5 separate regions of the Homo sapiens genome follow, and all the other regions are linked to region 1. Evidence: chromatin loops called from intact Hi-C (ENCODE). Cell type or tissue: CD4-positive, alpha-beta T cell. All regions are shown on one strand. Each heading gives the region's core, and the rest is flanking DNA. Links, peaks and the distances in the headings are about the cores only.

Region 1 (5,910 bases), core at 155-5,154:
GACCTTGTCCTGGACTCACAGCTGACCCCAACACCAGATTCCACACTGGCCGCATCAATGACCCAGAACCACGACCCAAAAATGGTCTCTTCCTCAGCCTCTTGGTTGACCTCTTCACCAGCCCAGAACCAGGAACCAATAATGACCTGTTCATCATCAGCTGCTAGTATAGATTCAGAGGTGGCCTCAGCCCCAGTTTTCATACTGGTCTTTTCCCTAGCCCCAAATAAGGAATCACCAATACGCTCCCCATCAGTCCTTGGTCTGGATTTACTGCTAGCCCCAGTCCCCATACTGGCCTCTTCTTCAGTCCAGAACCAACTCCCAATTATGGACTCATCCTCCACTTGTAGACTGGACTCTATGCTGGCTTCATCTGCCATGCTGGACTCGTCTGTAGCCCAGAACCAGGTCCCAATGAGGGCTTCCTCCTCTGACCTGGCTTCTTGCTTGGCCCTGGCTCGGGCCTTGGTTTTGGCCTCTTCCTTTGTCATTGCTCTGGCCCTGGCCTCTTTCTTGATCATGGGCCTTGAAAAGGTATTAGCATTTTCTTCAGGCCAGAAACAGGACTCTTTTTTAATTACATCTATAGACCCAGGCATGAAATCAATGCAAGCTTCTCGCTTGGCCCTGTGCCTGGCCCTGTTATTGGCCTCCTTCCCAGCTCTCATTTTGGACCTGAATTTGGCCTCCTTTCCAGCCCCAAACCAGGACTCCAAATGGTCTTCATGCTCAGATCCAGAACTTGATTCAACATAGACTTCTTTCTTAGACCTAAACCTGGACCTGCTATTGGGATCTTCCCTGGGCCCAGACCAGGTATTGGTTTTATCTCTGGCCCAGAACCAGGGTGTCTTAACAGACTCATCCTCAGAACCAGAACTAGATGCAATATAGAGCTCCTGGTTAGTTTGGGACCTAGACATGGTATTAGCCTCTTGATTGGCCATGTGCATGGATCTGTTACTGTCTTTTACCCTATTCCCAGGATGAAATTTTGCAGTGACCTCATCTCCACTCCAGAACAAGGAACTCACAGATTTGTCTACCCATTTGAAATCAGAATTAGGAGAGGCTTCTTGTTTGGATGTAGGCCTAGGACAGCACCAGGACCCCATATTGGTCTCCTCCTTTGACCTAAAAGAAGGCTGGAATCCTGCTTGGTAATGGGCCTTCCTTCTAGGAAAGCTCTCAGTGTCTGTATTAACCAGTTCTCTATCCTCAGACAGGTACTTTGTTTTAGCAACCAAGACAGAATCAGTACTGACAAGTGGAGAGGCTATGATATTGGTCTGGGAGTTTCTCTCTGTCTTAGACAATCTTTCAGCACCAAACCTGGGCTGAGCCCACATCTGGGCTTCTTCCTTAAATCGTGAAACAGGTATTGCCTTGGCCTTACTCTTAGGGCGTGCCCCACCCACTGCACTTGTCTCAACTTTGGTGCTTGCTCCAGGCATAACCTTGGACTTATTCTTGGGCCTTGCCCCAGGCATTATCTGGGCCTGGGTCCTAACCTTGGGTCTGACCACCAGAGGGACATCATTCTCTATCTCAGCCCCACCTACAACCTCTTCCCCAGGCTTCTTTTCAGGCTTGACCTGGGCACCAGACTCAATCTCTGCCCCAGTCATGGTACAAGTTACAAAGAAAGTCCAGTACTATACTCCTCCCCCAGTCTAAACCTCAACCACAGATCTGTCACAGGTTTGTTTCTTCACACTCTGATCTTTAGGTGATTGAGGATATAAGCTTGGAAACAAGAGTTAGAGTCAATATCCAGTCCAGTAGTCACTCAGCCTCCTTCCCAAACACAGTCTCAGTCAGTAATTCAATAATACAGATAGAGTGTAGAACAGGCACAACCAAGCTTGAGGAAGACAGAGATTTCCTGGATGGGTGCAGACCCGTTGAGGGTGGTTGTCAGCAGCAACCCCACCACCAGCAGAGCAGCCACTGGAGGTGGATCTAGGGAGAGAGAATGAAATGGGGCTTTGAGTCTCTTCCAATTATGTCATCCCATGCAGAGACATATGCAGTGAGACTGATGTTGAATGCTAGGTGGGACAGCTGGGCTTTGAGAAAGTCTCTCTGGACCGGCTGCCTCCTATTAAACAGGTCCAACAATGGTGGGAAAGTGTGTCGGCAATGGGAGGGGCCAAGAAGTCCCCAGATTGGACCCTAAGCACTCCCGGACCCATGCTGGTCTCCACTACCCCGCCCAAAAGTATACCCACTCTCATACCAACCTTCACTTATGTGGTGCAGTTTCCCCCTCCTTTTCTTGTTCAAGTAGTGTCAAGCCCCACAGCTGACAGAAGGGGGTCCTACAGACAAGTAAACATACAGGAGAGAATGGAGAATGGTAGATAGGCAAGCACTCTGGCTCCTGTGACAAATATCTGTCTTCCCATTCAAGGGTTCAATGTATCTATGGTTTCCTGTGTCCTGGTCCCTGCTCTCAGGTCTTTCTGAGTCACAACACAACCTACACCTATCTCATGTCCCCTGCAAGAAATAAAAAGGATGCTGGCACTGTGCAAATCCAGCAGAGTAGAAGTGGGTCTGCACCCACTGGTCTCAAAGCCACCTGCCATGCTCTCTTTCTCCAACTGTCCCCTGAATTGCCCCCTCCCCCTTCTCACCAACCTCCAGAGGTGTGAGCCAGTCTCCTCCTCCTTGCCTTTCTTGCAGAACTGGCCAGCCTTAAAGCAGGCCTATGGACAAACAGATGAAAAAGTAAGACAGGAAATGAGGGGTGGCAGTAAAGCCCTTGGTAGAGAGACCAACGCTAAGGATAAGAATCCCCATATTATTGATATCTGTCTTTCAACATTCGGGGTTTTGCTGGTGGAATATTCTCGTTTTGTTTAGGCCCTGCTTCAAGGTTCTAGAGATAACAACTCCTTCTCTTGACGTCATACTCTTCTCATTACTCCCTTCTCCAATTCTGAGGATTCACCACTAGGTGCGCCACATCCCCTTGCTCTGCGCAGCAGAAAATGGGGGAAGGGCGCCACATATTCTAGAAAACAGGTCGTGAATTGGTACTTGTCAGTATGTCTCCCTCATCACCCCTACCTCCAAAGCTCACCCTTTCAAGCCCCCAGTTTAGGACGGTGGGGGAGGCAGATGGGGATGGAAGGTGGGGGAAGCGCCTGGAACACCATTAGAGAGGGGAAGATTAAGAGGTGCTCCTGGATGCCTGACCTGCTCTGGTCGCAGTCCCCCACCCCGATTCGGTTCTCCAGTGTTTGGCACCCACCCCACATCCCCACACACCTCCAGAAATCCAGGGAATATTCGTGCTCCTCCTTTATTTCAAGCCTCTCCTCTACAGATGCTCACTGTGTCCTGTCAGAATACGCCAGACCTACCGCGCAGACAGACTTTGACATCAACCTGGAGTCTGTGGGAAGGGACAGCACCCAGGACACGGGGCCCCACAGGCCCCTTTCCGGAATCAGGGCCCGGAGCAGCGAACGCGACCCACCTCCCACGGGCTAGGCACAGAGCTGGGACGCTGGCCCACGAGGGCCCCCCCAGGCGCCCCCCAACTGCCTCCCGGGCGCCCCCCAACACGGCTCCCGTTTGGCCATTTCTCCCGCAGGAGCCTCCCCCACAGCCGTCTCTCGGTACCGAAACCGTCGAGGGCTGCGCGCGGGCGCCTGCAAAGCTGGCTGGGAAGCGGTCAGCGCGGTTCTCCTCCAGACGATCTGACGGTGCCTCTGGAGCCAGCCCCTCAGCCCTTGGTCCGGCCTGGCCCGCACCAGTCACCGCCTCCCCATAGCCAGGGATCTCGGGCACTGCGCACCTCTCTCTAGCGCCCGGCTCCGAACGGATCGTCTCCTCGTTGCCAGGCTGTCAGGGTCCGGGGGGCAGGTTGCCAGCCGGTCCACCCTGGCGGACCACCCCCACACCACGGCCCCCCACCTCACGCACCCCTACTTGCCTTCAGAGGCCCAGAGCCCAGGTCATCGGCCTCCCCCTCCTCTCTTCAGCTCTCCTCTGGCTGCTCTTCAGTTGGATTCCCACCGCTTTCCCAGCGATCCGAATGGCAAAGACGAGTCCCGCCCCCCACGCCTCTGCACCAAACTGGGCAGGGGCTGCGCAGGATGCGGCAAGAACCGCTCTCCGCGAGGGTGTCGGGAAGGGGGGCGGAGGGATACGGCGCGAAAGTGCAGGACGCCCCCCCTCACAGAACCACCATAGTTCCGACCCAGAGGTGGGCGGGGCCAGGACGAGCCCCAGCCGGGGCCTGCGGGTTGGCACCAGGCTGCCTCAGGAGGACCCCGCGGACCCTAACGTGGCGACGACCACCACATTTCTGGCGCTGCTATAATATATGGCACCGGCGGGCGGCTGCGGGGCCGGGCGGAGGACAGGATCGCGAGGTCGCGAAGAGCCGCGCTGGAGGGAGCAGCGGATGGATACCAAACCGTCCCTTGGTGTGTCTGCACCCCCGCCCCAACCGCCCCCCTATAAGGACTGCTGGGTGTTTGCCCTCTCCCCCTCCCTAGTCTGCTCACCCTCCTTCCTGGATGTTAATGGGAGAGGGGGTGTCAGCACTGCAGTGTGGGAGGGGAGAGGCGATTTCAGTCCAGACAGGCCCGGGGTTCTAGGGTGGTCGTCCTGTGCGTTTCTTTCCCAGCTTCGTGGAGCCACGCAGGGGAGGAAGGTACACCTGCTCTTAAGTGAACTCCGGGGCAGGGGGCTCCCATCAAGGACTCACCACTGCCCCTCTTCTAAAAGAAGGTAGACCTAGACCTCTAACCCTAGGAAACCAACCACTGGTCTGCACCAGACTCATTTCTTTCTGCCACACCGCTGTTTCTCATTTCAAATGGTGGCTCACGTTGGCATTGCACCGTCCCCACAGTTGCCCCCAAAAGAGGACCTTTCCCTGTCAGGACCCGCAGGAGGTCATAACAGTCCTCTCTCTTTGATGCCGCCAGGTAGGGATGGTCCTGGCTTCTCTTCGGTTCCCTGTCAAGTCTTCTCTTGCCATGATATTTGGCAGTGTGGAAATGTGGCTGGTATCAAACCAGCTTGGATCTCCGCCACCTGCCACAACTACCTATTGTTTCAGCAGTCATTCTCAGGAGAGGATCCCACCGTGCACCCCCCTCCCCGAGACAAAGCAACCTGGCTCATTTGAATCCTCTTCTTTCACCCCCACATCCGTCCTCTACTCTTGAGCCCCTCCTTTCCCTGCTTCCTGCATGGGACAGACAGAGCAATGTGGTTAAACACCAAGTTGATGTTGTTACTGTTGTCCATTTGAAAACTCATTTAGACACTACCCTCATTGTGTTTGGCAGGTAACGGTCCCCTAAAGATGTCCATGTCCTGTTCTCCAGAACATGTACCATTTTATATTACCTGACAAAGGATCATTAAGATTGCTATTCAGCTGAGTTTAATTTAAGATTATTCTGGGTTATCTTGGCCAATGTAATTGCAAGGGTACTTTAGATGTGGAAGGCAGGGACTCCATGTCAGATTGAAGCAGCATAGAAAGTCTACACTGGTCATCGTTGGCTTTGAAGATGGAAGGAAGCCAAGATCCAAGAAATACAGGCTGTCTCCAGAACCTGGAAAAGACAAAGAAACAGATTCTTCCCTAGAAATGCCAGAGGGATAGCTCCTCTGGCAACATCTTGATTTTAGTGTGGTGAAGCCCTTTGAAGATTTCCAACCTTCCAGGACTGTAAGATAATAATAAATTGGTATTATTTTAAGCCATTCCATGTATGGTAACTGGTTACAGGGTAGCAGCACCAGACCTATCTGGTTTAACTTTTATATAACAAAGTTGTGCATTGTCTTTCAGTTGCCGGGGACCCTCAGATCATGTTACCTGAGCATCCTCAGATGAACCAAGCATGCAATCAGAGGGAGAATGTAAGTGTT
Region 2 (5,910 bases), core at 309-5,308, 140 kb after region 1:
TGGGGGAGAAATGTTCAAGGAACTGAAAACGCCAGTTTGTCAGAATTATCATTCTTGAATTTACCAAGAATTAAAGCAGGACAACTACCTTTGAGAATGACTGTGTTGTAGGAGCTAAAATTTTTGAAAAATGAGTGGGGAATAGTTGAATTTTTATTTTTTATTTTTTATTTTTTGAGACAGAGTCTCACTCTGTCACCCAGGCTGGAGTGCAGTGGTGCTATCTCCGCTCACTGCAAGCTCCGCCTCCCGGGTTCACGCCATTCTCCTGCCTTAGCCTCCCGAGTAGCTGGGACTACAGGCTCCCACCACCACGCCCAGCTAATTTTTTTTGTATTTTTAGTACAGACGGGGTTTCACCGTGTTAGCCAGGATGGTCTCGATCTCCTGACCTTGTGATCCGCCCCCCTCGGCCTCCCACAGTGCTGGGATTACAGGCGTGAGCCACCGCGCCCGGCCGGGAATAGTTGAAATTTGTTATATGTCAACAACAAAGGCTAGTCAATGACATAAGTTGTCAAAAGCTGGAAGTTTTTAGGGGGGTAGGAGGGGAATTGCTATCTAAAGACAGCAATGAGAAGCAGCAAAGTCCCTTACATAAGCTTTAGGATCTGTGGTACAGTGGTGGTAGGAGTGAAAAATCATCTGCTCCTCATGAGTGGGCTTCAGGGGATCTGGAATCCTCATGGAAGGGGAAATTCAGAGAAGAGGCTTAAAATATGGAGGAATTACCGAGGGTGTATTGTGTTTTATTAGTAGAGGAGCGGTGAGAAAAGTGAACTAAAGAGCGGATGTGGACACAACCTTATGGCAGTTAGAATATAGGAGTTGAAGGGTGTCTTGGGGTGACTCGCACAAATGGAGATAAATGTCATCATTAGATAAGTTCTAATGATTCAAGGCAGACCAGGGTGGCAGGATTTTGAGGTTTGGGCTATGGAGGGGTGGTTGTCTGGAGCTTCCTGTCAACCCCAAGTGAAGTAAGGGGTGTGGTCTTAGCCTTGGATCACTTGTTCAAACAATGCTTCATTTTGCTCCTGGAAACAGAAATCACATTAATCTGTAATGACAGAAAAATACGCTGAAAGCTACACATCACATTCAGGATAGGACTACCCCTGGGCAAGTGGGAGGGGGAATGGAAATGAAGTGAAGGTCAAGGAAACCTCAATTTTTTCTGTAACGCTTTTAGTCCTTAAAAGAAAGACAAAGTAAGTATACCTAAATGTTAACAACATTGAAATCTGTGTAGTGAAAACACTGGTGTTTATTATATTTAATGCCAGGAACACTGTAGGTACTCAATGAATATTACTTGTTGAATGAGCATATCTTTCTGTTTTAAAAGTTTCTCCAACAAACATACACAATTCTCAAATTAACACAACGTGCTACAAAAGCAAAGAAAAGGGAATGAAGTAAGCTGGGGAAGCCTTGAGAAATCCTTGTGGAAAGAGTGACTTTCGATCTATATAGATCTATACCACCACACATGGGGTGCAAGCTAAAGACATAGTTCTACCTCCATCTTACCTTAATGCTCTAAGGTTCTGGGTGAGTATCCAGAAAATGATCTTGAACGTTTAGTCCTTTCAAGTAAATACCGAATCCTCAATTTTCTCTTCCAACAGACACTGGGTGGTGCTATTGTCCAAAACTTCCACCCATCACGTATTTATTACTTCAATCTATAGACATCTCCACAACCAATGTGTCTTGTGGGCCAAAGTGCTAGGGATTAGGGATATAAAGGTGAATAGCCTCAGTTGTTCTGTGATTATTATAAACTGCTATCGTGTTCAGTGGCCGAGAAAGCTGCGAATGTGACTTTTACATTTCATAGGAGAGCACTACTGTCACAGAAATGTCCAGTTGTAGGGGTGAATGGCCCTGAACCACCCACCCTCACTATGAGCACCCCTACTCCACGACCTGGCCAAGGATTAGAGCAGACAACACCGAGCCCCACTTCCAACCTACTGTTAGGTTATCACAGCATCCTTGGGCCCCAATGGCTATAAAAAGCCGAAAGAGCCTAAATACCGGTCATTCAGCTTGGACCTCGGAGTTCCAGATGTTCTAAGCTCACTGGGCGAGATGTGTCTGCTTATTGCAGAGGCCTCTGTTATTGTGAAAGAGTGAGTGTAGTCAGGATGAAGGGTATGTGGACCCTCAGGACTAAAGCAGTGGAAGAGGCCTGGGAGGTGGGGCCTGGGGAGGCGGGGTCGGCTCTGACTTCACCAAGCCCCGATCCTAGAGGAGAGGGTGGACGCGGGCTCTGTACACTCAAGCGGAGGAGGGGAAGGGCGGGGTGGGGGGGGGGGGGTGGCGAGCCCGGAAACCTTTGGCCAATCAGAGAGGGCTGGGGCGGGGCCTGCTGGGTGGCTTAGCACTGCAGGGCTCTGCGCGGGAACGCTAACCTGGTCCGGAGCGAGTCTGGGTCTCAGCCCCGCGAACAGCCTTTCACGAGTCTTCAAGCTTTCAGGTGAGGACCTGCGGCCTCGCAGGAGCCAGAGGACCATGGGGATGGGAAGGCGTCAGGGTTGCGAGGCGGGGGATGCCGCGCCTTCGGGAGCCAGAGGAGCCGAGGTTGGGGCTGGCGCTTCGCGTCTGCACCGCCGCCCGGGCGAGCGAGTCCGCGCCTTTGTCTTCCAGGGGGCCGCCTTCTGCGCTCGATGCCGAGCCCTCCTGGGGGCCGGTCCCTGGAAACAAGGCCCCGGGGTTGGGAGGCGGGGAGCGCGGACCCTTAAAGGGACCTGTCCGCAGTAGCTGCAGGTCGGAGGCTTAGAGGATGAGGAGTTTGGAGGCCGCCCGGAATGGGCCCCCTGGGGCTTGGTCCTCATTCCTTCTCCTCCCGTGGCCGTTAGGCTGGGCGCCAGAAAAAGCTAATAGTTATTTTTAAAAGTATGCAAACTGCTCTTGACAGACTGGCCTACGCACCCGGCCCTGCTATTATTTATTTGTTAGTTCCAGTTTTCCAGCTCTGAGCTTGGCGTCTAATGGCTTGGCAGAGGAGGGTCTTAGGGTAAACTCGACGGAATGGAGGCATGTTCGGCACTTCTGGCTGCTTGGGGGCCTCTCCATTCTACCCCAAGCACTAGACATAGTATCTTACTGCACGAGGGTGGGGCTGGGCTTGCGAATGAGAACTCTGCCCTCCGATTTCTGGGATATCCTATTGTCTCTTCTGGACAAACTCGGGACGCTTACAGGGCACCAGGCATTTCGTCAGGTCCACAGCCATGCACCTCTAAGCCTCATCTCTTTACCTCTCTCTTTGCAGAGAAAACATGGTGAAACAAGACTCGCTTTTATTTGGTTTATCCCATTCTGCTGAAGTCCTGGGTTTGATCCTAGTTAGCTGTCCCTTCTTACAACGTTTATACACCAATGCCACAAGGAGCTATTATGAGACGTGTATTGTAATGCCTTAATGTACTGTCATCTTTGGGCATTTAAAATAGAAAGAAATTAGTACAACTTATGCCACTCTTTTTTTTTTTGTGCTGCTCCCCGTCTCCTAAAAAAAAATGCCAAAAAACAAAAGTAATTTAATAGAAAGTGAAGATGCTCGAATAGTGCTATCTCCTGTTACAAAATCATTAACTGGTTAAAGCCAGTCTTTATTTTTTATTCTGTCCCTGTCTGCTCTTGTGCTTCTATCACCTCCATTTTACCCTTGCTGTGATTTTAAGAGTCAGACATATTGGCTCTGGGTTTCTGGAGAATCTTGGTTTCTGGTGCGTTCTGATCCAACGGCATTTACTGCATATCAAAATGGGCTAATGATGTGGAGTTAAAATTATTCTAACAAAAATATAACTTTTCTAAGATCTGTTGCTGTTTTTCTGTTGAAAATGAGCGGGTAGAATATACATTGATATGAAATATGAAAATTTTTGCTTGTGACCCCTTAGTCCGAAGACAGTTCTGCCAGGTAAGTTTTCTTAAAAATGTTTATTCTTTTCAGGCTATCTTCTAGTCAAGATGAGTGATAAGCCAGACTTGTCGGAAGTGGAGAAGTTTGACAGGTCAAAACTGAAGAAAACTAATACTGAAGAAAAAAATACTCTTCCCTCAAAGGAAAGTAAGTCATGGGGGGTTCTAGTGGAAACACACAGTAGAGAAAGTTAATAGGTTCAGTAAATAAACCTATCTTCTAGTAAATTTTTGCCACAAAGTAAGCAATAATTAGAGTACCATGGTGTTTAATGTAACAGTTAAAAACATCAAATAGTCATCTTCCTACTTGGGTTATATAAGTAGTTCTCACATAAGTCTTAATAGGAATGGGGGGGAAAACTAGTTTCTTGTTGGAAAATTACTAAAAACCACCTTAAAAATCAATCTTGGAATATTGGATTTAGCACTAGAAAAATCTTAGTTTTGTTCACTTTATGCTTATTAGACATTTTTCTGCATCCATCAGTTTGGGTCAGTGGTCTTATACCTAAAGATCCATGCAAACTTTGCAGTTTTGGCCTTCTCTACCTGATGATGAGATAAAGACAATGAACAAGTTTAGATCTTGGGTGCACGTAGGGCTCACAGACTCAAGGGATAAGTGATCAGTTTTGCCCTCCAGAAATACAGCCTTCTGGAGAAACTCCAAGTGTTTTTGCAAAAGTTGAGGGGAACTTTTTGTCTTGTTAGCTTTGAGAGTTCCAAAGTTAGTCAAAATTGTCTGAAAAGGTATAACTTCCTAGTTGTATATGGATAGATAAATCCGAAGAAATTGCTTCGTATCTCAGTCTTGAATCATCTAAGAAAAAATGGCAACAGCATGTCTCTATCTCTTAAATGGGAGAAAATCCTCCACAGTTATAGATTGTAGTGAATATTCAGGTAGTTAACACACACACATACATGCACACACCCTAATGTGAGGATTTGTGGTTAATGCCTTGGCATTCTAAATTTAAGGCATGTATGCAGACTTCGATGACTTAGCAAGGAGCTCTTTTGAAAGAAACTGAACTTAATCTTAGGTACATACGGTTAATGATTTTTGTGTTTGTCTTCCCAGCTATCCAGCAAGAGAAAGAGTGTGTTCAAACATCATAAAATGGGGATCGCCTCCCAACAGCAGATTTCGACATTACCTGAGAGTCTTGATTTTAGGCTTGTTTTTTGTAAACCCATGTGTTTGTAGAGATTTTAGGCGTCTTCGGATATCTTCTCACCTATGTTCCCTGGCTAAGAAGTCAGAGGTAGCCAATGTTTCCTTAAATTCATTTTTAAACTTACCATTGGTGCATATGTTCCAGATGGCAGATGCTGTCAATAATCTCACCATTGATGACCTTTGTGTATGTAGTTCTTGCATCCTATACTGGATAAGCCTGTTTTAACCTGCTATGATGGGTGCTTCCATTGCTTCATAATCTTCATGAAGTTGCATGCTTTTGCAGCTTTTCACAGTTTATTTGCATTTCTAATGTAGTAATAAAGTAACCAATATAATCATTATCTTGAGACTCCTGTGGTTGACTCTTGGTGGTCTTCTATGGAACGAAAAGTACACAAGGATATACTTTTCAGCCAAACAGAATGGTTGAAGGAAAACTGTTTTAGCAGATTATTCACGTGGGAAATATTTACTTCTCTCCAGGTCTAGTGAGTCCTGACTTGGGGATGCTAGGTGCTATTTCTTTAGAGTTGGAATCACAGAGTTAGAAAACCTTGGGAAGGGAGGTCATGTGGACTAACCCCTTATCTCAGAATGAAGAAATGAAAATACAAGGTCTGAAGTGATCTGCTCAAGATGAATATTAAAGCGGAGCGCTCTTGCCTTTTGGAAAGTATTTTTCAACTTAATGGAAGGGGACACCCAAGGCTGGGGTTTGATGGGGAAGGGGCCAGAGGCACTTGCTAACATGCACTGTACTAAACACAATATGCCTTCTGTGG
Region 3 (5,910 bases), core at 498-5,497, 54 kb after region 1:
AGTTTTGTCCCGGTTGGTGTTTTCACACAAAGTCCAGTAGTCACTCTGTCCCCTTTCCAACTACAGGCTCTGCCAGTGATATAGAAAACATGCAGAGGAAGCTCACTCAAGGTAGGGAAGGATGGCTGTGCATGGGCCCAGCCCTGTGGAGGGTGGTGGTCTTCAGCCACTCCAAGGCCACCAGATCTGCCACTGAAGTAGGACCTAGGGGTGGAGGAAGGAAATGGGGCTTTGAGTCTCTTCCAACTTTTTTCTCCTCATGCTGATCAGCACAGGGAGACAGGAGAATATGGTGATTCAGTGCTAGGTGAGAGAGGTAGATAATTAGCAAACTCTCTCTCCCTTCATTTCACCCACTCCCTACACTTCCAAGTGCCATCAGCCTTCTTTCCAGTCACCAAACAGGAGCATAAGGAGTAGGAAAACTGGATGAGAAGCTGAGGAATCCCTTTAGTGGTTCTTGACCCCTGCTGGAGCCAAGCAGCTCTCCACTACTCCATCCTACAGGTCTACCCAGGCAATCCCCACACTCATACCAACCTGCACTGATCTGGAGTAACTTTCTCCTCCTTACCTTGCTTCCAATGGTGACAAGCCCTACAGCAGATCTACAGGCAGACCTATGGACAAATAAACAAACAGGAGAATGTGGAAACTGATCTCCTGGTGACAGACCTTGGTCCCTTGCCCTTATTCTTGCCTTTCCAGATTTTGTCTAGTGTTTCCCTCCTCCTATCCCCTCTCCCCCACTGCTTTGTTTCAGGGCTACTCCTCCTCCTCCTTCCTATTGCCCACCATCTTCCTCTTCAGTGATTGCCCTAGAATGTCCCTCGTTCAGATTAGACTAGGTTCAAGCGTGAGAGCAGGACAAGCAGTGGAGAGTGGGAAAGGCAGCTTAGCATTCTGTACCCCCACAACTTACCAAGACTCCCAACTAAATCAGCAGCAGCAGGGGGTGGGGCAGATGGGAATAATTGGTAAAATGACAAAACAGAAGAGATGGAATTCTCTAGTCGAAGTTGCCCCCCTGTCCCTGTACCTTTACACCAACCTTAACAGATACAGGGCAATTTTCTCTTCTTCGTAATTTCCTAGTTTTAAGTTGGGTGACCATTTTACAAAACTTCACAACTGACAGTTCCACAGACCTGGGGACAGATCTACCTACAGGGATTCACAAAAACAGAGACCAATAAATGAAGACACAGGAGACAGTTGAGGCTGTTTTTGGTAGAGACCAGCACCTAGGGCACAGTTTCTTTCTGGATATAAGTACCTGTTTGGCAAACATTTTCTATCTCCCCTTTTTCTCCCACTCCTAAATCTCCAAGCCCCTCTGCTCTATTCTCAAAGTCTGACAATTCCTATACAGAGACAACTCAAACATCCCTACAAGGTAGTAGTAGTGGTGTTAGTAGGGACGAAATGCCTAGACAAACCACGGAGGCTGGGGAAAAAATGAAAAGTATTTATTTCCATATTTCATCTGGGTTCCTATGTTTCCTTCCTCTCTCCCAAAGCCTATCATTTTCTGCAACATAATGCGGGTAAGGGAGGACATGTTAGGAAAGCTGGCAGAGAGTTCTGGAGGCTCCCTTACACTCCTGCCTACTCTAATCTTAGCCATCTACCACCTCCAAGTACTGCCTCCCAAGTACTGCCCACTCTGTACAAACCAGGCCAATTTTCTTTTCCTTCTCCTCTCCCCTTGAGGTCTGCTGTCCCCTACAGATCTTTACAGAAACATGGAGTGCTGCAAACTTAGGAACAGATTTACACATAAAAACGCGTGATACACACCCAAAGAACAAATGAAAAGACAGAGAGAGAGACGTGGTTATTAATGGTCAGACCAGTAACCAAGACATGAGACCCTTTTCAAATCCAGAGCCTTGATTATCAAACATTTACAACCTCTTTTTACATTCTCTCCCTCTCAGGGCTCCCCAGACAACTGTCCTCGCCTGTGGAAGTAGCCCTCTCTTCCTCATCTAGTCTGCCTTTTCCCTGCTAGAAGCTGCAACCTTTTTCTTCCCAAGCATGGTCTGAGGTGAACCGAGTGTATGGAAATCAAGCTAGCAAAAGGTAGATCATTTTTTTTTAATTGTTGTGTGCCATTCCAATTACCCATCTCTCTCTCCTTCTCACCGCCCGCCTCCCATGACCAGGTCGCGTATCCAGTGTTCACCTCTGATACCCACATCCACCCCCAAGCGATGCGCACCTTCTCACTGACCTTCTCTGCTTGGATCAGAGGCAGTTTTCTTATTTCCTTGCCTCGAGGTGCTGTGTCATACAGCAGCAGGAACAGACAGTCAGACACAAGGACTCGAGGCAATGGCGGCGGCTGTGTATGGGGATTGACTCGGCACCTGGGACTCAAGACGAGATAACCGCTTTATCAGATTAAAGACTGCGATTGGCAAACTGTTGTCACTTTTGGTATTCTTTTCTCCTTCCTGTTCCCAGGGCTCCTCAGAACCTCGCGCGTAGTTACCATTTAACATCTACCTTTTCCTCCGCAGACGAGGTTCTTCCACGTCCGCGTTACCCACAACGGCAGTGGGAGGAGCTAGAGCGTAGTTTATGGGGATCCGGCTTATGGAAGCGGAGTGATATCAGGCTTTGTTTAGCGCCGCGACTCTTTTCTGTCGGAGGGCTCCCTGTCCTGTACCCTGTGGCCGCTTCAGGTATTGGAATGCGCAGGGACGAATTCCGGATATAGGGAAAACGGCGCTGGAACAAGAGAGGCAGACAAATACCAGAGTGTTTCTGTATTAGTTCCCCTTTTGCGGGAGCTCCCCCCACCAAGCCTACCATTCTTTCCTGAACTGAAATGCACATGGGTTTCCAGCTGTGGTGTCAGGAAATCTCTTCTGGCCTGACAGGCGGAAGTGTTCCAGTCTTTCGAAGTTCGTTCTCCAAACACAGAGGCCCACTGAAATGGGCGGTCTCGGGGTGGGGCCCAGGGTAGGAAAGTCAGCAAAGAGAGTCAAGACTGAGATAGGAGGATACATACTAATCGATTCCACAAACTTTGTGTTCCTTCGAGTCCTCCCTCCCAGCCCTTAATTTTCATTTTCTTTTTTTTTTTTTTAAGTTCTAGGATACATGTGCAGGATGTGCGTGTTTGTTAAATAGGCAAACGTGTGCCGTGGTGGCTTGCTGCACCAATCAACCTATGACCTAGGTATTAAGCCTGGCATGCATTAGCTATTTTTCCTAAGGCTTTCCCTCACCGCCCCCCACAACCCCTGACAGGTCCCAGTGCGTGTTTTTCCCCTCCCTGTGTACATGTGTTCTCATTGTTCAGCTTCCACTTATAAGGGAGAACATGCAGTATTTGTTTTCTGTTGCTGCATTAGTTTGCTGAGGATAATGGCTTCCAGCTCGATCCATGTCCCTACAAAGGACATGATCTCATTCTTTATTATGGCTGCATGGTATTTCATGGTGTATATGCACCACATTTTCTTAATGTTATCACTGATGGGCATTTGGGTTGATGCCACGTCTTTGCTATTGTGAATAGTGCGGCAATGAATATACGTGTGCGTGTATCTTTGTAATAGAATGATTTATATTCCTTTGGGTATATACCCAGTAATGGGATTGCTGGGTCAAATGGTATTTCTGGTTCTAGATATTTGAGGAATTGCCACACCGTCTTCCACAATGGTTGAACTAATTTACATTCCCACCAATGTAAAAGCGTTCCCATTTCTCTGCAACTTTGCCAGCATCTCTTGTTTCTTAACTTTGTATTAATTGCCGTTATGACTGGTGTGAGATGGTATCTCATTGTGATTTTGATTTGCATTTCTCTAATGATCAGTGATGTTGAGCTTTTTTCCATGTGTTTGTTGGCCACATAAATGTCTTCTTTTGAGAAGTGTCTGTTCATGTCCTTTGCCCACTTTTTAATGGGGTTGTTTGTTTTTTTCTCGTAAATGTAAGTTCCTTGTAGATTCTGGATATTAGACCTTTGTCAGATAGATAGACTGCAAAAATTTTCTCTTCTGTAGGTTACCTGTTCACTCGGATGATAGTTTCTTTTTCTGTGCAGAAGCTCTTTAGTTTAATTAGATCCCATTTGTCAAATTTTGCTTTTGTTGCAATTGCTTTTGGCAATTTGCCTGTGCCTGTGTCCTGAATGGTATTGCCTAAATTTTCTTCCAGGGTTTTTATAGTTTTGAGTTTGACATTTAAGTCTTTAATCCATCTTGAGTTAAATTTTGTATAAGGTGTAAGCAAGGGGTCAAGTTTCAGTTTTCTACATATGGCTAGCCAGTTTTCCCAGCACCATTTATTAAATAGGTAATCCTTTCCCCATTGCTTGTTTTTGTCAGGTTTGTCGAAGATCAAATAGCTGTATATGTGCAGTCTTATTTCTGAGTTCTCTATTCTGTTCGACTGGTCTATGTGTCTGTTTTTGTACCAGAACCATGCTGTTCTACAAGGTTACTGTAGCCTTGTAGTATAGTTTGAAGTCAGGTAGTGTGATGCCTCCAGCTTTGTTCTTTTTACTTAGGATTGTCTTGGCTATACGAGCTCTTTTTTGGCTCTGCGTGAATTTTAAAATAGTTTCTTCTAATTCGGTGAGAAATGTCAATGGTAGTTTGATGGGAATAGCATTGAATCTATAAATTACTTTGGGCAGTATGGCCATTTTCACGATATTGATTCTTCCTATCCATGAGCATGGAATGTTTTTCTATCTGCTTGTTTCCTCTTTGATTTCCTTGAGCAGTGGTTTGTAGTTCCCCTTGAGTAATGATCTTACTGCTAAAGTATGTCTATCAACTGATAAAATTTTAAAATCATCATTCATTTTCATAATAACTGCTGTTTTATGACTTATGTAATTATCTTAGGAACATTTCAGACATTTGAAAGATCCAAAGCAGAAAAGGTATCTTATATACACCTTAAAAAATGAGGATATCAGAGAATAACCTAAGTATATTATTAGCGCCAGGCTTCATTTCTCTTTTTTGGGTGGCAGGCGCTATGAACAGTAAGTTGAAGCAAGGAGAAAAAAAAATGCCCTTGCTCCAAGATTTTTACTTGGCCTTCAACTTTTAGCCAGAAAGCCCATTGGAGATTCAAGTTGATTTTTATTGTTAAAGGAATACTCATACTTCTAATCTTACATTCTACCAAAAAGAAAAGTGACTTAATGCTTTCTCTAAGTACACCTCACGGCATTGCTTGAGAGCTGAAAGATCCAACACATGTTAGCAATTGTTAGTAGCAATTTTAGGTACTTAATTATCCATTCACTATTAATCACTTGGTGCATATTCTTCAGATTGTTTCTCTTTCTGTAATGTATTCTCAGATATCAAAACACTCCAATGTATAAACATGTAAAATACATTTCTTTGCAAAATCGTGATTACCCTCTGAGTAATATATTACCTTACCTCTTTTCCTTATTATGATATCTCTGGATTTTTATTTGCCATTTCATTTGGTTGAGCATATTTTCAAATATTTATTGTATATTTACATAGTTCTTTGTGCATTCTGTTATTATTTGCCAATTTCTCTATTTGTTAAGAGATCTTTGTATGCCAAGCATACTAACCCCATGTCTTCAATATAGATCATAAATATTTTCCTACACCTTTTTTGTGTGTATGTATGTATGTATATATGTGTGCATATATATATGCACTTATAAATAATTTATATTCTATTTATGCACAACTTGTGTATGCTATATATGGAGAAAGCTATACCAAAGACATTGATATGTAGTTATATGTATATAAAGCCATATGTATATATACATATATCTCTATACATAAGACATTTCAAATTTTATAGTTTTTTTAATTTTAAAATGTAGTATAGTTCGCTATTTAAGAGCAAATACAAACAATATACGTGAGGACATTGAAAGTC
Region 4 (5,910 bases), core at 542-5,541, 68 kb before region 1:
GTACTTATATTATCAGAATTCTGGAGAGTAAAGAGAAGAAAATAATAGGAGAGGGTAGGAGACGAGGATGCAGTCCTAGGGACTAATCTCTACCTATGATTTTGCCCCACATACCTTGTATCTATCCTAGCTTTTAAGTCTAAATAGGAGGGCTTAAAGTAGTAGAACAACATAGTTTCAACTCTATAAACTTGGTATAAACATAAGGATAGGAGTGGGATTAGAAAAAGTCATTTCTTCCTAGCAACACTTTCTTACACTGACTTTGTATGTATTGTGATATATGAAGAAATCAGCATTTGATCTTTTTTATTTTGATTGAAATTTGAAATGAGTTATTTTTAAAATTTTTTAAAATTTTTAATTCACATGGATATGCAATATTTGTACATATTTATGGGGTATAAATTATATTTTGATATAAGCATAGAATGTGTAATGTAATTGAGATATACATCACCTTAAATATTTATCATTTTGTTGCACTGAGGACATTCCAAATCTATTCTTCTAATTATACTGAAATATATAATAACTATTGTTAACTATAGGCACCCTATTGTGCTACTGAACACTAGATCATATTCCTTCTAACTGTATTGTTGTACCCATTAACCAACTCCTTTTTATACCCCATCCCCAATACCCTTTCCAGCCTTTGGTAACCATAATTCTTTGTCCCATATTCCTGGCATAGAGCTCCTAGAACCCTTGCTATTTCCTGATAGGGATAACGGAAGCATCTTTTGTTACATGTGGCTTTAGTCTCAAGTTCTTGACACTAAGACCCTTGGAATCTCTGGAGTGATAGGTGTCTTTTTTTATGTTCCGAGATGACTGGTGGGTGCACTAGATAGCTTCAAGATATGGATGGTCACCAGAAAGACCAAGGCATGATTAGAGGGTTGGAACTTTCAGCCTCACCCCTTGACCTCCAAGGAGAAGAGAGGGGCTGAAGATTGAGCTAATCACCAATGGTCAATGATTTCATCAATCACGCCTATGTAATGAAACCTCTATAAAAATCCCAAATGTCTGAGAGGTTCCAGGTTGGTGAACTCATTCATATTCTGGGAAGGTGGTGTACCCCAAATCCACATGGATGGCAGCTTCTGCATTTGGGACCCTTCTGGACCTTGCCATATGTACCTCTTCATCTGGCTTTTGATTTATATCCTTTATAATGAACCAGTAATAGGAAGTAGTGTTTCCCTGAGTTCTGTGGGCCCTTATAGCAAATTATTGAACCTGAGGAGGGGGTTGTGGGAACTTCCAACTAGTAGCTAAGTCAGACAGAAGTGTGGGTGACATGGAGATCCATTACTTGTGACTGTTGTCTGAAGTGAGGGAGGGCAGTCTTATGGGAATGAGCCCTTAACCAGAGAGGTCTGCACTAACTCTGGGTAGTATCAGAATTGAATTAAATTGTAGAATACCTAGCTGATGTCCTCAAAGAATAAGAGAATTGCTTGGTGTGAAAAATCCACACATTCTGTGCCAGAAGTATTGTGGGTAGAGGAACCATTTTCTTTCACTTGGTACCCAGTGGGTGCATGGGGTAGGGGGAAAGGAGGATACTCGATGTGAAAGAGGACAAGGACTTACCATGGGGCTGCTACCTAGGATGGGACCAAAGAAACACATCCTAAGGAATGAGCAGAGATCACAACACAAGAGAGCAAAGGGTATGCAGAGGGAAACTTAGGAGACTATCCATGAAGCAGTTTCTGTAGGTGGTCCCCAGAAAGACCCTCCTCTGAGGCCCAAGACAGCAGGGAGAGAGAGCTCACACGGAGTAGCAACCCACTTTGTGTCCCTCAATGGGAATGAGATCCTGCTGCATGGGGCTGAGATCCAGGAATCCCCTTGGGGGTCGAGAAGCTTGGAGTATCCTAATGAGAAATCCTAGGTGAAGGGCCCACAGCATCTAGGTTTCCTCCCCTCGAGTCTATGTCTCCTCCTCCTTTTCCTAGAACTGCCGGGATTGAGGTTCATTCCTCTCTTGCATCCCCAGCCAGCTGGAGCCTTGGAGCAAAAGGCAGATGTATGTGTTCTCTTCTGCCCTCCTCCACCCTCCGCCAGTTTTGAGCTGGTATCAGCCATCCCCACTGCCTGAATACTGCCAGTAAGAAGACAGAGAGTAGAATGAGTGCGGACGCATAGCTCACGGTTCCCATCCCCACCCCTGCCTTTCCTGATCCAGCACCACAGGTGTTCACGAATTGTCACTTCACCATTTCCCCGCTCTGGGCTCCCCTGAAGCCAACTCCATCCATATGCCCACCTCCCCCACCCACACATACAAACACAGGGCACTGGGCTGGGAGCCTTGGGATGAGGGGTCAAGGGTGTTCAAAAGGCAGGAGGGAGCAGGCGGATCTGAGGCATTACCTGCACCCGCATCTAGTCTCAGTCACCACCTCTCAGGGATGCCATCTGCCGTCCTTGCACCCACCTCCTCCAACAGCAACCGCTGCTCCTCTCCACGAACGCGTCGGGCAGGTAGACTCTCTGCTTCTTGAGCTCCTGGACAAAAGACAGACGGGCTAAGACGCTCCCGGTTGGCTGACGGATTGTTTCCTTTACCAACAAATGCTGTAGTTCCAGTCGCCTGAGAAATTAGTTTTCAGGCTGATGCAGCATGGAAAGACACCTACCTACCTTAACATCCCGCCGTTCCTCCCACGTTCTGCTCTGCGGAGCACAGGTGTCGTCCGCCTCTCAGGTCTTTTCTGGATGCAAGAAAACACTCCTCTCGGCAGGCCTAATGCAGAGCCTGGTCACATGACCCACCGTCAGCCCCACGTGACTGCGCAGTCAGCTTGTTCGCCGCAGTCCTGTACCATGGATGACAGTCTTCTGCCTCTGGGGTGCTTGCTAGAAGATCCTGAAGCTCCTTGGCCAGACAGCTGGAAGGAAGGCTGGCCTTTGCTCTGGAGGACCACTCGGCTGGCGAGGAACATTCGATGAGGATTTGGGAAATGAAGTGATTTTTAATATTTTGTATACGACTCAAGCGACATACTAAAACACACACAGATCTGTCTTGAAAAATGCTGGTAAGCAAAACAAACATTCAAACTCCAATTTGCACCACCAGGATAATCCCTGTTAAAACTTATGGCTTGCGATGGGAGGCAAAACTGCCACTTCCATATTACCTTACCAAACTAGGATCAGGTGGGGAAAAAAAGCATGTTGCACTGTCAGAAAAATTATACCAAACTTAGATAAAGTCACCTTCAGTTACTGGATGTCATTTCAGGGCAGTGCAGGATGTCTATTGATTTACCTATTTTTCAACTCTGTAGACACTGATGTTAACATGTAGATATTTTATTCAATAAATATGTAAATGATTTATGTCCAGTGCAATAGAAAACCTTAAATGTTACAATTTATTGCCCTGTAAGATATTAACCCGTTTTATATTTAACCTGGCAGTGTTATTCTAACATTTATTAATTTCCTATGTGTTTATGAAATTCAATGTTTTGTTTATATCTTCATATTGTGTATATTGTATATACACATATACCCTTCAACTGTTTTCTTAATCCTAGCAGTTGTTGATTGTGTTGAAAAATCTTTCACATATTCTTTTTACATTTACATGAATTGTAATTTTACCTTTGAAAATTTAGAACATTCTCAGACAAATAAATGTTATGTCTAAAAATAATAAAACATTGGATATTTCTCGTACGTCTGAATTTCCTCTCCAAACCAACATATAGCCCTGTCTTCCAATTCTCCTGACTGAAGGTATTGTGTGGTCATTTTTTAAATTATCGTGGCAAAATACACATAACATAAAATTTAACATTTTAACCATTTTAAAGTATACAACCCAGTACATTATCAATGTTGTACAACCATCACCACTATCTAGCTCCAGAACTTTGTTGTCACCTCAAAAGGAAATGTTATGTTTTTTACGGTAATAATTATGTGAAAAAGGTGCCATTTTTGTACCATGAACAGACTAATATTAAACTTAACACCCTTGGTAATTTTTTTTTTTTTTGAGACGGAGTTCTGCTCTGTCACCCAGGCTGTAGTGCAGTGGTGCGACCTCAGCTGACTGCAACTTCTGCCCCCCAGGCTCAAGCGACTCTCCTGCCTCAGCCTCCCCAGTAGCTGGGATTACAGGCGCACACCACCATGCCTGGCTAAGTTTTTGTATTTTTACTAGAGACAGCATTTCGCTATGTTGGCCAGGCTGGTCTCGAACTCCTGACCTCAAGTGATCCACCCACCTCAGCCTCCCAAAGTGCTGGGATTACAAGCGTGAGCCACCGCGCCTGGCCCACCCTTGATTATTTTATTTTATTTTATTTTTTTTGAGACAAGGTCTCACTCACATCACCCATGCTGGAGTGCAGTGGTGTGACTATGACTGACTGCAGCCTCAACTTCCTAGGCTCAAGTGATTCTCCTACCTCAGCCTCCTGAGTAGCTAGGACAAGTGCGTGCCACCATGCTGGGCTAATTTTTTTTATTTTTAGTAGAGACAAGGCATCAATATGTTGCCCAGGCTGGCCTTGAACTCTTGAGCTCAAGCAATCCTTCCGCTTCGGCCTCCCAAAGGGCTGGGATTACAGGTGTGAGCCACTGTGCCTGGCCAATTTTAATTTTTATCTTGAAAACGTTTTATAAAAAGCTAGTCTTTCTGATAGCTCATTCATTTACAACTTTTCTAAATGATATTATCTCTAATCATTTTTTAACACTTATAGTTTATTCATTTATATAATTCTGTCCTTTCCGGCATGCTCATCTATAACTCAAGGCACAAAATGTAAGCATATTAATTTTTTAATTTGTCTTATTAATGTTTGTATCTCCCCAACGCCTGTCTCTAAGCATTTTTTAACAAGGTATATATTTTATTCCAGACTGTGTTTAGAAATTCATATTGAAATTGCATAGGAATTGTGTACATTTACAGATGTTTTAAAAATGGAATCTAATTTTCCATACATGATGTCACATTCTCTGTTTCACCAAATATAAAATAATTAATGTCCTTTTGTGTCAATAAACCTATCCATACATAATCATTCCAACGGCTGCATGGTATTTCCTTAACACTTTCCTTTGTCTAGGAATATAAAGGAAATCATATTCCCCACTCCATTTAATTGTGCTATCCTACTCTTTCAGCCTTTAGGTGGCATTGAAGTAACACCTGTACTTTGAATTGTTAAATATGCAGATTTGGCTTATTCTGTTCCCCAAATTGGCCTCTTCCCAACTTTCTAACTGCATTTCTCATCAAACTCCTTTTACTTGTTTCAAGCAGACTGGGTTCATCCATGCTACTAGAACAGATTATTCAATTACACACTTTTCTTCAAACCACCACTGCCCACTTCCAAGAGCAACCTAATGATTTGTCTTATCCTACCCTTAGGCAAATCCCAGGGCTAAGATGGTAATTTAAATGGGTCCTATAAGAAGTATTAATTTTAGGTTGCTTGTTGGGAAGGCTCATAATTGGGCAAGCAGGCGGGCAAGTTGTCTTGCTCTCCTATCCTGACCAATTTGTTCTATCCTGACCAATTTAAGTGGGTCCCTCTTCTCGGAAACATTCCTCAAGTATCAGGGCCCACAATAATCTCTCCCTTCTTAACTCAAGAACAGAATTTTCTAATAAGCGCATGTTTGTCATACTAATAATTACCTATGTTTGTAAGTGCACACGATTTATCTGTACATGGTTCTTAAACTGAAGAAGGGTCACTTATGCCAATTTTAACATAGAACTTTATTGAAAACACAGACTCAAATAGAGAACCATATATTTAAACAACGAATAGCAGGGTAGCTTACTTAGGTGACACAGTTCATTGAAAACTTAATACTGAAAAATACCGCAATCTGGACAGCAAGACAAATATCAACAAA
Region 5 (5,910 bases), core at 600-5,599, 120 kb before region 1:
TAGTCCCAGCTACTCGGGAGGCCGAGGCAAGAGAATCGCTTGAACCTGGGAGGCAGAGGTTGCAGTGAGCCGAGATTGCACCACTGCACTCCAGCCTGGGCGACGGGGCGAGACTTCGTCTCAAAAAAAAAAAAAAAAAAAATAGCTGTTATACTATTGAGATGTTCTGATCCCACATCAGGATTGTAAATCCCTATGGTTGATATGAACTCTAAGATATGATCATGCTGTTATCCCTAGGGTAACTTGTTCTATTGATCAAATTGCTTGGGTCAATAAATTATAACACACTTTTATGAATAACTAGTCTAGTCCGGGTTTTAATCATTCAGAGGTTGTACGGTGCTCTGAAGTTACCCCAACTGAAATTTTTAGCCCAGTAGATTAAATATTATTCCTTTAAATAGTTAATGTTTTTTGTGTGTGGCCTAATTAAGCTCCATTGGGTCGTCTTGTTTTATCGCCGCATGAGAATCACTAAAGTTAGAGACTGACCATACCAAGCACTGACGAGGTTGTGGAGGATGAAGCTCTGCTGAGACAATGAAAAATGGTACAACCACTTTGAAAACAGTTTGGCAGTTTCTTACAATGTTAGTCTTACATCTATAACATGTTCCAGCCACTGCAATCCTAAGTATTTACCCTAGAGAAAGAAAGCACATTTCTCTGTAAAGACTCATACACAAGATCCCCTAAATTGAATACAACCCAAATATCCATTAGCAAGTGAATGGACAAAACGAATTGTAGTATATCCTATACTGTAATGCTACTCTGTAATAAAAAAAAAAAAACTATTGAAATAGGCAATAAAATGGACAAATCTAAAAATACATAGAGTGAATGAAAGAAGCCAGATCCCTAAAAAAAAAAAATAAAAAAAAAACCTCTATGATTATTTTTAAATAAATGAAATCTAATCTATAATGACAAAAGTGCTGTATTTGTCTGGAGACAGGACAGTGGGAGGAATGGGTAGGCTGGGTACAACAGAACTGAAAATGTTATGTCCTTGAAAATAATAACAATGATATATAAGCCTATACGGTTCCTTTAGGGGACATGGCAGGGTATCATTAGAATAGGGCAAACTAGATACTGAAGGACCAAGAGGGCAGAGTAGGAGATATCAGCCTTCATCACCCCCTGCCACAAAAAAACAAGTGTAGACAGCTATCCACAAACTAAAGTATTCATGGGAGGGCTCAGGGGCCCATTTAAGAATCTGCAGCAACACAGTAGAAAAAAAAATGGGGAATATCCACACAGAAAATATTGCTGGTGAGATCAGTATACTTGAGGTGCCAGGAGATGTCTAGGAGCAAAGAAGAAAGGCAAAGGCTATTGCTATTAGCCATGTGGCAGGAATCACCATGGTCCCCAGCAGTCTGCTCTGGAGAGGACACTGGCATCTTTCGCCACTGAGATAACCAACAGCCATTCCTGCCCAAGGAACCCCAGAGAGGGAGAAGTGGCTACACACTTCTCATCTCAAGAAGCAGCAGCTATTATACCACTCTGGGACCAGAGGTGCCACCTGTCCCAATGCTGCATGTGTCACTGACCCCCCCAAGCTACAACTACTCTGTAAATACCCATACTCCAGACCCCAGCTCTGTGCCTGACTGTGCCTGCCCATGCCTCAGACACCAGAGCCACTGCCATAGAGACCTAGCAAAACACCTTCACTCTTCAGATAACTCCCTGAGAAAACATACCAATTAGAGGAACTAGGCTGGGATCCGGGCCCCTAAGCCAAGGTCACTTTGCACATGTCTGTACTCCAGACACTAGATTAACATCCATTGAAGGCTAGCCCATACTCCAGACCCTGGATAGGAAGAATAATCTCTAGTGTTCTATAGCATTATACTAAATTATCAAACAATAATTTAATGTATTTTTTCAAATAGCTAGAAGAGAAAATGTTGAATGTTACCAGCACATATAAATGATAAAGATTTGAGATGATGGATATGCTAACTACCCTGATTTTATCACTACACATTGTATACATATATTGAAATATCACAGTGTACCCCCATAAATATGTACAATAATCATGTGTCCATATATAATAAAATATACATTTTTCAAAGTAAGACATACAAGTGGCCAACAGATATGTGAAAAAATTCTCAATATCACTAATTGTCAGGGAAATGCACATTAAAACCATAACAAGATATCACCTCACACTTGTTAGGATGGCCATTATTTAAAAAAACAGAAGATGGTAAGTGTTCACAAGGATGTGGAAAAAAATGGAACCCTTGTACAATACTGGGAATGTAAATTTATACAGATATTACAGAAACAGTATGGTCATTCCTGAAAAAAACTAAAAATAGAATTACCAAATGATCCAGCAGTCCCCCTTCTGAGTATATATCCAAAGGAAATGAAATTAGTACCTCAAACAGATGTATGTACTCCCATGTTCACTGCAGCATTATTCACAATAGCCAGGGTATGGAATCAACCTAAGTATCCACCAACAGATGAATAAAGAAAATGTCATACATGCACACAATGGCGTACTATTCAGCTTTTTGAAAAAAGAAGGAAATCCTGTCATTTGTGACAACATGGATGAACCTGGAGGACATTAAGTGAAATAAGCCAGGCACAGCAAGACAAATACCACGTAATCTCACTTGTATATGGAATCTAAATAAGTTGAACTCATAGAAGCAGAGAGTAGAACAGTAATTACCAGACAGAGGCTGGGGAGGGGTTTGGGGAGATGTTGGTCAATGGATACAAAATTTCAGTTAGAGAGGAGGGATAAATTCAAGGGATCTATTGTACATCATAGTGACCATGGTTAATAAAAATATATTGTACACTTGAAAACTGCTAAAAGGGTAGATTTTAAGTGTTCACCACAAAAAAAAGTACATTAGGTAATGCATAGGTTTATTAGCTTGATTCAGCCATTCTACAATGTATAAAATATATCAAAACATCATATGACTTTTTAATTGACACTTTATAAGTTATAGTTCATAAACAAATTTATTATACAACAGATATGGGAGAATGCATATTATAATCTCAAATTGGTAGGAAGGCCTTCTAACTAACTTTATATTTCAACATTCATTTGATAGTGTTGATGGGAATCACTGGTTATTATTTATGCAGTCAGAAATATATATATAAACTTATCATAAATGCATGTTAAACATAAAGTTTCTCCCTTGTCTATACTGTAAGAAAGTTTGAAACAGAACAAGAAGAGGCCTGACTTCATACAGGCATTCCTGATCCTGCAATAACCACAGGGCTATCGTCTTGCACCTATGTTATCACTGAAGGTTTCAGCAATCCTGTGGGTGAGCATTTTTATTTCCATTTTACAGAGTGGGAAACTGGGCTCAGAGAGGGTCTTTACCTGTCTCATCCTCCCGCGTCCCGCCTTTACAGGGAAAGTAGCCCCGGGACACCCTGGAGCAGGACACCACACTCACTGGGGCCAGAAGAGACCCACCTCTCTCTCCTTCACGAAACAGCCAGAGCGCCGATCCCCAAAGTGGGAACGAGGGGACGTCGATCTGGGGTCCTTTCGTCTCCCTAAACCCCACGGAGATTCAGGCCACACTGCTGGGCACTCACAACCTCCACTGAGTCCAAACGCCTGAAGGCGGTTCTCCCCAGGCCAAATTGGTCTCAATAAAAAGTCGTCACCGTCGCTAATATGACGTCAGGTTACTATGGCAACCGCGTAGCACTGGCTTGTCTTCCACACCTGAAAATGACTATGCACAACCCGCTCCTCCATCCCCAGCCTATCCCTTAAAGCAAAACACCTTCATTCTTCAGATAACTCCCTGAGAAAACATACCAATTAGAGGCTGGGATCCGGGCAATTTTCAAGACTCTCTACTCATTATGGTAGAGGAAAGGAAGTCCATGTTGTCAGGAATTTTGCTTTAAAAGTGACCTAAGGGGGCCGGGCGCGGTGGCTCATGCCTGTAATCCCAGTACTTTGGGAGGGCGAGGCGGGAGGATCACGAGGTCAGAAGATCGACACCATCCTGACTAACACGGTGAAACCCCATCTCTACTAAAAATACAAAAAATTAGCCGGGCGTGGTGGCGAGCGCCTGTAGTCCCAGCTACTCAGGAGACTGAGGCAGTAGAACGGTGTGAACCCGGGAGGCGGAGCTTGCAGTGAGCCGAGATTCTCAAAAAAAAAAAAAAAAAAAAGTGACCTTAGAGGAGTATCATCAGTACACAGAAGCCCAGAGAGGTGTCCTAGGACTCTGGGAGATGAGCTAGCCCTCTGAGGAGGAACATGTACAACTCACACACTATACTAGGCAGTTGGTTTTCTGTGGCAGAAAACAGATTGTTTATAATCAAGTGACTGAATGATCTAGAAACACAAAAACTGTCATTTGAGTAATAATACAGTTATTTCAGGGAGGCCGGACTAGAATAATATAATCATTTAGTAGGCAGGAATCCAGTCAATTAAAACACACAGTAGTTTGCCTTAAGGAAATTTTTTTTTTTTTTTTTTTTTTTGAGACGGAGTCTCGCTCTATCGCCCAGGTTGGAGTGCACGGCGCAATCTCAGCTCACTGCAACCTCTGCCTCCCAGGTTCAAGCGATTCTCCTGCCTCAGCCTCCCGAGTAGCTGGGATTACAGGCGCTTACCACCACACCCAGCTAATTTTTATATTTTTAGTAGAGACAGGGTTTCACCATGTTAGTCAAGCTGGCCTCGATCTCCTGACCTCGTGATCCACCCGCCTCGGCCTCCCAAAGTGCTGGGATTACAGGCGTGAGCCACCGCACCCAGCCCTGCCTTAAGGAAATTCTTATCCTTCATTCCTGGTATGTTTTTCCATGTGGAAAATACATCCATGACAAAAATACATGTAGCCTCTACACACTCACTCCTCTCTACGGCAGGAATGACTTATCCGATTGGAGAATCTGGAAGGAGACACATGATACTCTGCCCAAGCCCTCTCCCTTCAACTTCTTGGTAGTAAGCTGCCCTTCAGGAGGCACTTGTTCAGCTTTGCCTTCAGGGATGGGACTTAAAATAGGCCCACAGGTTTACTCCTCTAACTGTGTCTCACTGACTCTACAATTATTCCTATAGTTCTTGATTCACAATGCTTAATTCTTTAAGGGGCCCCCAAAATACTCTTCTGCTTCTAGTCTGAGCTCTAAACCAACTGAGAAACATAGGAAAAGAATAAGGAGAAACATATATTGACTTTATCTCTTATAAGGTGATATTGGAGAATGTGACTTAGATTTGCTGTCACGTGGGCTTACTATGAGTAAGTTCTAGAATTGACTTATCCACCCAGCAGTGCTGCATTGGGACAGTCATAAAGACCAAGGACTGCAATGTATATCTATCTGCTGTCTCCTAAAGGAGCCCTGTCTATGTGTGCCCAAGGAAAGTTACTTCCTTGCCAAGGGTTATCACTATAGCAGGAGAAAGTGTTTCAGGACACTTTCTTTGAGAAACACTTCTAAAATTGTTCAGAATGAATACTCACTAAGACAACCTCTCAGGTTTCCTCATAGAATGGTTTGTAGCAATGCCCTCTCAGTATCTTAATTCACATGATTGCAGTGGGAATTCTTCTTAAGGAGTTAGGTTTCAAATTTTAAGACTAGCATGAAAAATAGATATCATGTAAATTGCCCTTGGGAATCCCTTCAAGAAGGAATTGATGACATGTTCAGAAATCTGTACCCACATGTAAGCCAACACTCAGATGATACAATTATAACCAAGTTTCACTAAGCCTTCAAGGATAAGAAAATTCCTTTCTTACCCAATGATAACACAACACAGAAAATGAGGAAAAGTTCACCAAAACCATAATGTTTTAGATATCCGTTCCTTCTTAACAAGCACCCTTAATTAATAGC

The links. Hi-C counts contacts between places; a loop is a spot of excess contacts. Peaks named below come from ENCODE experiments on the same cell type or tissue, not always from the same donor. Only the 100,000 strongest peaks of a DNase experiment are listed, where the experiment ranks them.
Region 2: it touches region 1 in a loop (3-fold over the local background); 8 of 110 quality-filtered maps call a loop at or near these places.
Region 3: it touches region 1 in a loop (10-fold over the local background); 25 of 110 quality-filtered maps call a loop at or near these places.
Region 4: it touches region 1 in a loop (2.9-fold over the local background); 35 of 110 quality-filtered maps call a loop at or near these places.
Region 5: it touches region 1 in a loop (3-fold over the local background); 13 of 110 quality-filtered maps call a loop at or near these places.

What each region holds. Positions count from the first base shown.
Region 1 is chrX:102,649,635-102,655,544 of GRCh38, reverse strand. All of the region lies in intron 4 of ARMCX5-GPRASP2 (ARMCX5-GPRASP2 readthrough), which reads right to left. GPRASP1 (G protein-coupled receptor associated sorting protein 1) reads right to left here and starts at 4,062. Exons shown (of 6, transcript NM_001184727.2): 1 at 3,950-4,062; 2 at 3,812-3,858; 3 at 3,280-3,370; 4 at 2,647-2,714; 5 at 2,247-2,324; 6 at 1-1,965. The coding sequence starts at 1,631. In CD4-positive, alpha-beta T cell, for the core only: a CTCF peak has its summit at 2,972; DNase peaks (open chromatin) are centred at 2,994, 3,564 and 4,184; H3K4me3 peaks cover 2,202 bases; H3K27ac peaks cover 1,367 bases.
Region 2 is chrX:102,513,241-102,519,150 of GRCh38, reverse strand. It overlaps TMSB15A (thymosin beta 15A), which reads left to right and starts at 2,412. Exons shown (of 3, transcript NM_021992.3): 1 at 2,412-2,485; 2 at 3,971-4,087; 3 at 5,027-5,469. The coding sequence starts at 3,988. The coding sequence ends at 5,064. In CD4-positive, alpha-beta T cell, for the core only: no CTCF peak of the experiment used is centred there; a DNase peak (open chromatin) is centred at 2,380; H3K4me3 peaks cover 779 bases; H3K27me3 peaks cover 494 bases.
Region 3 is chrX:102,596,174-102,602,083 of GRCh38, reverse strand. It overlaps ARMCX5 (armadillo repeat containing X-linked 5), which reads right to left and starts at 2,569. Exons shown (of 4, transcript NM_001168478.2): 1 at 2,237-2,569; 2 at 1,052-1,164; 3 at 575-620; 4 at 1-204. ARMCX5-GPRASP2 (ARMCX5-GPRASP2 readthrough) reads right to left here and starts at 2,569. Exons shown (of 19, transcript NR_146584.3): 1 at 2,237-2,569; 2 at 575-620; 3 at 107-204. RefSeq lists enhancers at 2,270-2,319, 1,752-2,523. In CD4-positive, alpha-beta T cell, for the core only: no CTCF peak of the experiment used is centred there; a DNase peak (open chromatin) is centred at 2,573; H3K4me3 peaks cover 2,023 bases; H3K27ac peaks cover 2,425 bases.
Region 4 is chrX:102,717,573-102,723,482 of GRCh38, reverse strand. ARMCX5-GPRASP2 (ARMCX5-GPRASP2 readthrough) reads right to left here. Exons shown (of 19, transcript NR_146584.3): 7 at 2,662-2,949; 8 at 2,392-2,526. GPRASP3 (G protein-coupled receptor associated sorting protein family member 3) reads right to left here and starts at 2,740. Exons shown (of 4, transcript NM_001142524.2): 1 at 2,658-2,740; 2 at 2,392-2,526. GPRASP2 (G protein-coupled receptor associated sorting protein 2) reads right to left here. Exons shown (of 5, transcript NM_001004051.4): 5 at 5,750-5,910. RefSeq lists an enhancer at 2,874-2,933. In CD4-positive, alpha-beta T cell, for the core only: no CTCF peak of the experiment used is centred there; a DNase peak (open chromatin) is centred at 2,792; H3K4me3 peaks cover 1,099 bases.
Region 5 is chrX:102,766,928-102,772,837 of GRCh38, reverse strand. All of the region lies in intron 8 of ARMCX5-GPRASP2 (ARMCX5-GPRASP2 readthrough), which reads right to left. It overlaps LINC00630 (long intergenic non-protein coding RNA 630), which reads right to left and starts at 3,685. Exons shown (of 12, transcript NR_146589.1): 1 at 3,497-3,685. In CD4-positive, alpha-beta T cell, for the core only: no CTCF peak of the experiment used is centred there; a DNase peak (open chromatin) is centred at 3,707; H3K4me3 peaks cover 1,161 bases; H3K27ac peaks cover 356 bases.